Regions from separate parts of the Homo sapiens genome. Here region 1 is linked to region 2. A link is an interaction called in ENCODE POLR2A ChIA-PET data of the cell type or tissue named here. Cell type or tissue: PC-9. All regions are shown on one strand. Each heading gives the region's core, and the rest is flanking DNA. Links, peaks and the distances in the headings are about the cores only.

Region 1 (4,396 bases), core at 65-4,064, 57 kb after region 2:
TGTCTGTGGTTGTACCTATAATTGGGGAGAATTTTTTTTCTTTAAGTGTAGATCAATTATGGTATAGGACATTGGAAGGTAGAAGAAGAGGTACTATATACAGCAGTTACTGACCTTTCCAGTCTGAATTCCTATTTAGAAATAAACTACTTATGTTATTTGTGTTACTGTTTTAGGAGACATGAATTGGCTAATAAGTTGTTTGCAGTGTTGTTTCTTTGCTAATTTTTGTAAATGTAATTAGATTTCATAACATTTTGTGTTAGGAGAACATAGACACTTTGAGAGAAAAATGCATAATAAAAGCTAATTTGATGGTTTCTAGGGGTAGTTCTATTTTGAAATTCCTTTCAGCAGACAATATGAGACAGCATATTATGGGCTAGGCCCTGAAAGAACCAAGGGAGAGTAAAGCACAGTCCTAGGCCACAAAGAGTATGTCTCTGGAGGATAAGATCTCTGGATTTTTTGTCCTACTTACAAAACAGAAATAATATATTTTATGCTAGTTACAAGTAGTATAAGCTCATTGAAGAAATATTTAAGCAGAAGGAATGTGCACCAGCCACTAGGAATGCAAAGATAATTGGGGTATAGTGAGAGATATGGAAATTTGTTGTGTAACAATGTTAGAGTACCAACTTTGTGGTATACAGGCTTCTAAGGAACACAGATGAGGGATGAGGGATGGGACGGGTGTGCTGGGTCTTTTTTTTTTTTTTTGGGACGGAGTCTTGCTCTGTCACCCAGGCTGGAATGCAGTGGTGCGATCTGGGCTCACTGCAACCTCCGCCTCCTGGGTTCAAGAGATTCTCCTGTTTCAGCTTCCCGAGTGGCTGAGACTACAGGCATGCGCTGCCATGCCTGGCTAATTTTTTTAAAATTTTTTTTATTTTTAGTAGAGACAGGGTTTCACCATGTTGGCCAGGCTGTTCTTCAACTCCTGACCTCAGGTGATCTGTCTGCCTTGGCCTCCCAAAGTGCTGGGATTATAGGCATGAGCCATCGTGCCCGGCCTGTGCTGGGTCTTAAAGCATGAGTAGGAATTTGCCAGGCCTGGGTTGAGGAGAGAAAGAATGGAATGATGGTTCTGCTGTGATACACTGTGTGCAAAGAAACAGACGTCAAAGAGCTTGGTGTGTTTGAACTCAGTGAGCAGTGAGGTGTAGAATTATTTCGTGTGGATAGGGTGTGGTCACCGAATTAGGTTAGAAAGTCAAAATGGGGTGGGTGGAAGCGTCTTTTAGTTTGTCCTCTTGAAGCAAAAGGGAGGATAGTCTGGTTTTGTTTTGGATACCTCATTCTGTGAGCAGTAGAGGATAGTGGCTTGGCAGAGGGAGAAGGGAGCATTGCCTCTCAGACAAGTTAGAGGAGGCCATTACCATAGTTTTGGACAGATTGTGAGGGCTTGAATGCAGTGAGGTTGGAAGGGAGCCAGCAGATCTAATGGACATTTTGAAAGTTGAATGGATGAAACTTGTTGAGTAGATGGTGGGAATTAGGAGGTGGTAGTTGTCCAGAATAACTGGGAATTTCTAGCACAGGCTGCTGGGTGAATGAGAGTGCACTGAGGGGCATGATTCATTCTGGCATGGGAGAGGAGTTGGCTTCCTGGAAGTGGTAATGTTTACATTTGGCTTAGATTACCTCATTCAAAGTGGTTCTTGATTTTGCCCACAATCTATTTTAGAGTCCATTTATTCATCTAGAAAGTACCAACTGCTTACTGCATGCCAGTAATTGATATTTTAAGAATATTAAAAAATGTTAATTGTGGTAAACACACATACCATAAAATTTACCATCTTAACCATTTACCGTCTTAATCATTTTTAAGTGCAGAGGCAGTGGCATTTAGCTCTTTCACATTGTCGTGCAGTCATCACCACTGTCCATTTCCATGACTCTTTTCATGTTGCGGAACGGAAATTTTGTACCCATGAAACAATAACTTTCTATTTCTCTCTCCTCCGTGTCCCTGGCAAATACTTTTCTACTTCCTGTTTCTATGGATTTGACTATTCTGGGTACTATATGTAAATGATACCACACAGTCTGCGTTCTTGTGACTGGCTTACTTCACTTAGCACAATGTCATTAGAATTCATCCATGTGGTAGCATGTGTCAGAATGTATTTCCTTTTTAAGGCAGAATAATATTCCATTGTATGTATATACCACATTTTGTTTATCCATTCATCCACCAATGGACACTAGAGTTGTTTCCACATATGGGTTATTGTGAATAATGTTGCTTTGACCATGGGTGTACAGACATCTTTCGAAGTCCCTGCTTTCAGTTCTTTGGCGTATGTACCCAGAGGTGGACTTGCTGGATCATATGGTAATTCTATTTTTAATTTTTTGAGGAGCTGCCATACTGTTTTCCATAGTGGCTGTACCATTTTACATTTCTAACAGCAGTGCACAAGTGTTCCAGTTTCTCTGTACCCTCACCAACACTTGTTATTTTCTGTTTTTGTGACAGTAGTCATCTTATAGTGTGTGAAGTGATATCTCATTGTGGTTTTGATTTGCATTTTTCTAGTAGTTAGTGATGTGAGCATCTTTTTATGTGGTTATTGGCTATTTGTATATCTTTTTTGGAGAAATATTTGTTCAAATCCTTTGCCTGTTTTTCATTTTTATTTTATTTTAATTTAATTATTTTTTTGAGATGGAGTTTCACTCGTCGCCTAGCCTGGAGTGCATAGGCACGATCTCTGCTCACTGGAACCTCTGCCTCCCAGGTTCAAGCGATTCTCCTGCCTCAGCCTCCTGAGTAGCTGGGATGAAAGAGTGCACCACCACACCCAGCTAATTTTTTGTATTTTTAGTGGAGACAGGGTTTCATCATGTTGTCTAGGCTGGTCTCGAACTCTTGACCTCAGGTGATCTGCCTGCCTCGGCCTCCCAAAGTGCTGGGATTACAGGTATGAGCCACCCTATCAGGTCCATTACCCTTTTTTTAAATTGGTTGTAGGAATTATTTATGTATTCTAAATATTAATCTCTTATTAAATAAGAGTTGCTAGAATTTTCTCCCATTCTGTGGGTTGCCTTTTCACTCTGTTGATTATATTCTTTGATGCAGCTAGTAGTAGTTTTTTTTTTTTTTTTTTGAGACAGAGTCTCGCTTTGTCTGTCGCCCAGGCTGGAGTGCAGCGGTGCGATCTCGGCTCACTGCAAGCTCCGCCTCCTGGGTACACGCCATTCTCCTGCGTCAGCCTCCCGAGTAGCTGGGACTGCAGGCGCCCACCACCACACCCTGCTAATTTTCTTGTATTTTTAGTAGAGACGGGGTTTCACCGTGTTAGCCAGGATGGTCTCTATATCCTGACCTCATGATCCGTCCGCCTCGGCCTCCCAAAGTGCTGGGATTACAGGCGTGAGACACCGCGCCTGGCCTGATGCAGCTAGTAGTTTTTTAATGAACCTTAAATTATAAGGGAGGTTGTTGCTTTTATAGTAACTTTACTGAGCTCAAATGAAGAAATTAGTTTCCTCCATTTTCCTTTAGAGGAGTATGATATAATTTTATAATTTGAAAAAGGGTTGGTATTCACTTTTTCTGGAATTTTCCTTTCTAGGTATGATTTATGACCTAGTATCTTTTGAGTAATGTCTCCTTCCTTTCTTTTTCATGGCCCTCAGGTGTGGTTATTAGAATAAGCATCATGACCATGACTTCCCCGGGCTGGTCGCTCATCACCAGCTGTCCAGTTAGAAGCAAGTCTGGTCATACCTGCTTTTGTGTACCATGTCTTACAGTAGTAGTTGTCTTGGGGCTGTCTCCCTACTCATGCCCTTCTTGTCGACTTTCACCTGGGTCATGAGAATGGCTTCAAAATAGGTCTTCTGCTTCAGATTTCTCTTAATTTTCCTGTACACTGTTTGGACTGGCCTTTCCAAAACACCTTTCAGGGGCTTTGTGATGCTTTCAGGATCAAGTTCAGACACTAAGCTTGGCAGTCCAACTCCTTCTACCTTGACCTTAACCCCCCTTTGCAGTTATTTTCTTCCCTGGTCATTAGTATATTGGCAGTGTCAGTCAAGGCATTTTATCTTCCTTGGACTGGGGTAAGATGCTTGATAGGTGGGCCATTTCTCTTCTGCGACTCTCAGATTTACCATCTGTCACCTGGACGTGCTTGTGCTGTGCTCTCTGCTTGGAATGCTGTCACCTCTTCACCTTGCCTGGTTTTTCAGGGCCTAACTCAAATCCCTTTCCTCCTTGAATCCTTCTCTAGCTGGTCCAGCCCATAGAGATCATTTTCCGTTCTCAGAATGATTATGGCATTTATTTTCTGTGCTGTTTCATTGGGCAATTGATTGTAAATGGCTCTGTATTGTGTTAGCTTTTTGTGTGTTTTTAAGAAAATGTTCTGTCCCCTTT
Region 2 (4,396 bases), core at 161-4,160:
AGTCATAAGGGCAGGAATTTTTTTTTTTTTTAGGCAGAGACTCTTTGTGTCACCCAGGCTGGAGTGCAGTGGCATGATCTTGGCTCACTGCAACCTCTACCTCCCAGGTTCAAGCAATTCTCGTGCCTCAGCCTCCTGAGTAGCTGGGATTAGAGGCTCCTGCCGCCACGCCCGGCTAATTTTTGTATTTTTGGTAGAGACGGGCTTTCACCATATTGGCCAGGGTGGTCTCGAACTCCTGACCTCAGGTGATCCACCTGCCTCGGCCTCCCAAAGTGCTGGGATTTCAGGAATGAGCCACCGTGCCCGGCCTGGAATTTTGTTGTTGTTGTTGTTGTTGTTGTTGTTGTTGTTCTATTTTATTCATTGCTATTGCCTACATAAAGCCTGGCACATGTCAGGAAGTTCAATGAGTGAATGAACATTTGGCGAGTAATACATCTAAGTCCTCTCGTGGCCTTTATATTCAGACTGACTCGGGTTCAGATCTGAGCTCCTCAATTATAGGTTGCTTAATGCTATGCACATTACTTAATCTTATTGAGACTTAATTTCTCACCCCAAAACACAGTGCAATAATTTCTGTCAGAATTGTGAGATTAGATGAGGTCATAACATCCTACACTTGCCTGCCACGTTGTAGGCTCTCATTTTATACACTTGGGGTGACCAACTAGAGTGAGGAAGAGAACCCACTAAATTGATATGTCAGGAGATCTTGCTTATCTTTTGTGAATCAGTGATGGCTGATGAACAACTAGGGATATAAAGGATATACACGTGGCTCCATGTGAGAACCAATATTTGTGGCCTGTTGTTAGCACACTTGCCTAGTTTTACAATGACTGATCCAAGAAAGAAGACATTTCTTTGGATGGTCTGGAAATTCTGGTGGGACACAGATGATAAATTGCTGGCTCTTGGCAAAAGATGACATGACTCTTATTATCTGATTATTTACTTAGTGTCATGGCCTGTATGTTGTAGCCTTCCAAAATTCATATGTTGAAACTCCAACCCCCAGTGTGATGGTATTTGGAGACGGGGCCTTTGGGAGGTGATTAGGATGAGATGAGATCATGACGGTGGGGAGATCATGACGGTGGGGGGATCATGATGGGATTAGTGCCTTTATAAGAGACAGTAGGGGGCTTACACTTGACATCCTCCAACTGCCAAGCCATGTGAGGACAAAGCAAGAAGGCAGCCATCTGCAAGCCGAGAAAAGAGCCCTCATCAGAATCTGACCATATGGACACACTGATCTTGGGGTTCCAGCCTCCAGAACTGTGAGAAAATTAATTTGCACTGTTAAGCAGTTTGGTTATGTCAGCCTGAGCTGACTAAGACATTTAGGTACTCTCCCTTTTGCATTGGACCTATACAAAATGGGAATCTGGGCCAGGCACGGTGGCTCACGCCTATAATCCCAGCACTTTGGGAGGCCAAGGGGAGAGGATTGCTTGAGCCCATGAGTTCAGGACCAGCCTGGCCAATATAGTGAGACAGGTCTCTATATTAAAAAAAAAAATGTTAATGGGAATCTGTATAATACAATGGCAAAGTGAGAATAAAAAATACCAGGACCAAGGAAAGTGCACTTTAGCATAGGAGTATAGGTGAAGGGGAAGAGCAAGTGGTTGATAAGGTGATACAGATTTCTAGAAGTGAGCTGTGAATTTAGTTTTAAGCTTTGAGTTGACCAAGGAAAAGAGATAGAGAGAGAGAGAGGGAGAGAGAGATTATAAAGGTCAGTAAGGGACAGAATCTCATGGCTTAATGTCTATGAGTTGATAAACTCTTAGAGTTCAAGGTAGCGCCAGTTATTTTAGCATCCTATAAGGTATAACTATCTGACTCCTTCATTCTGTGATTGGTCCCTTAACAAACATGCCCAAGTGAATACATTCAAAGGAATACCTTGAATGTAATATCCAGCTGCCACCTTATGCTCATCATGCTTAATGAAATGTCCCTGGTTTTCCCTTTCAAACTGTGGCAACTTTTTTCTTTCCTTTTTTTTTTTTTTTTTTTGAGATGGAGTCTTGTACTGTCACCCGGGCTGGAGTGCAGTGGTCTGATCTCTGCTCACTGCAACCTCTGCCTCCCGGGTTAAAGCAATTCTCTTTCCTCAGTCTGCTGAGTAGCTGGGATTACAAGTGCATGCCACCACGCCTGGCTAATTTTTTTTTTTTTTTTTTGTATTTTTAGTAGAGACAGGATTTCACTATGTTGGCTAGGATGGTCTCGAACTCCTGACCTCGTGATCCGCCCGCCTCGGCCTCCCAAAGTGCTGGGATTACAGGCTTGAGCCACCGTACCTAGCCAAGCTGTGGCAACTTTTAAAATGTAGACTCAATATCCTTGTCCTATAAGAGTGGTTCTAATTTTTAAAAAATTCTCACTATGAAGCCCTTTAGGTACGGTGCTGAGTACCCATGAACCTTATCTCTGATCACCACTGCAACTCACTCTTATGGCATGGATCAGCAAGCAGGGCTCAGAGAAGGTAAGTCACTTGCCCACAGGCTCCCGGATAATAAGTAAAATAACTGGAGCCCCAGAGCCTCTGCTCCTTTCATTCCACAGGTGTTTCTCACACCTTAGTCATTTATATGCCCCCTTCACAATCTTCATCTCATCCTCATAACCTGGGTTACTGCTTAGTATCTCTCAGCAATTTAACTCACTGTATTTTTACTTAAATAAGTTTTTCGTTAAGCAATATAGCTTTTCCGTAAGCAATATGCATTAAATTATGGGTTCAACGTGCTTGTCATATATATACAGTTAATGCATTTAAAGTAATTATGTAACTATTACTTTTTAAATTAAAAAATGTGTGCTACCTAACATATCTGATTTCCAACTAATGATATGCATGTTCAACACTGTTTCCAGAAGTTAAATAAGGTGGATATTTTATTGGGCAATAGTATTTGTTGCTATAGTTTTGGGTTTTAAAGTAACAAAACCACTCTTCAAACAAGGATCACCAACTCTCTGTGACGGCAAAAATAAAAAGTAGAGAACCAAAACTATTTCAAATAGCCACAATATTATCTCAGGAGAGATGGCTAGGCTGGGCATGGTGGCTTACGCTTGTAACCCCAGTCTTTTGGGAGGCCAAGGTGGCCAGATCACCTGAGGTCAGGAGTTCAAGACCAGCCTGGCCAACATGGTGAAACCCTGTATCTACTAAAAAAACTAAAATTAGCCAGATGTGGTGGCAGGCACCTGTAATCCCAGCTACTCAGGAGGCTGAGACAGGAGAATCGCTTGAATTCAGGAGGCAGAGTTTGCAGTGAGCCGAGATCGTGCCACTGCACTCCCACCTGGGCGACAGAGCAAGTCTCCGTCTCAAGGGAAAAAAAAAAAAAAAAAAAGCAAAGACACGTGGCTAGATTTGCAAGGGGTCTATGGTGAGGGAAACAGTCATTTAGATAAATATGTTTTTGTACTTTCACTTAAAATAGACATTTCTGGCCAGGTGCAGTGGCTTACACCTATAATCCCAGCACTTTGGGAGGCCAAGGCAGGTGGATCACCTGAGGTCAGGAGTTCGAGACCAGCCTGACCAACATGGTAAAACCCCGTCTCTACTAAAAATACAAAAATTAGCTGGGCGTGGTGGCAGCTGCCTGTAATCCCAGCTACTCGGGAGGCTGAGGCAGGAGATCACTTGAACCCGGGAGGCGGAGGTTGCAGTTAGCTGAGATCATGCCACTGCACTCCAGCCTAGACAACAGAGTTAGTGAGATTCCGTCTCAAAAAAAAAAAAAAAAAAGACATTTCTTAATAGTTACACTTTAAATAATGCTATGGCTAGAAATTGAATAAAAACCTTTGGACTTGGTTAATAACTATGACAAGACTAGCACGAAATCCTATTTAAATAAGGCCTCAATAGAGCACCATGACAAAACAGAATCAACAAGGTTAATTAAGTCTTTGTGCCTTATTATATACCTAGGGAACCCAACCTTGTAAGATTAAACAGCATTAAAAATAGAAGGGCATGTGGTGAGTTGAGTTTACACTCAGTATACCAATGAAATTTTCTCTGTGGGTTTTCACTGGTTGCTTTTAAGAGTAAGTTTGAGCAGTAATCTCTGAGGAGGATCTTCTGATCTAACCAAGTGAAAGAACAATTTCATTAGCACTACAGCAGGGAAGATGTCATTTATTGATGAGCTAACAGTCATTGGATAGATGCCCAGTGATGCTGGATATTGTGCTGGGTTCTGAGAAAATCTAATAAGATGTGGTCCCTGCCCTCAGGGGGCTTGCACTCTAGCAGAGGAGACAAATCAAACAAAGAATGACAGTGTTGTGTTGTGTGAGCACAGGCACAATGGGAGCCCAACAGAAAAAAAATCAAATCCAGCCTGAGGAT

The links. Peaks named below come from ENCODE experiments on the same cell type or tissue, not always from the same donor. Only the 100,000 strongest peaks of a DNase experiment are listed, where the experiment ranks them.
Region 1: POLR2A ChIA-PET joins it to region 2 with 8 read pairs; 12 of 35 experiments call an interaction of 5 or more read pairs at or near these places.

Annotation. Positions count from the first base shown.
Region 1 is chr15:85,406,523-85,410,918 of GRCh38, forward strand. The region is part of intron 1 of AKAP13 (A-kinase anchoring protein 13); the gene reads left to right. Among named protein-coding and RNA genes, the nearest start is that of AKAP13, 28 kb to the left of the region's middle. In PC-9, for the core only: no CTCF peak of the experiment used is centred there; DNase peaks (open chromatin) are centred at 569 and 1,579; H3K27ac peaks cover 2,544 bases.
Region 2 is chr15:85,349,615-85,354,010 of GRCh38, forward strand. No RefSeq gene overlaps it. Among named protein-coding and RNA genes, the nearest start is that of MIR7706, 29 kb to the right of the region's middle. In PC-9, for the core only: no CTCF peak of the experiment used is centred there; a DNase peak (open chromatin) is centred at 2,547; H3K27ac peaks cover 594 bases.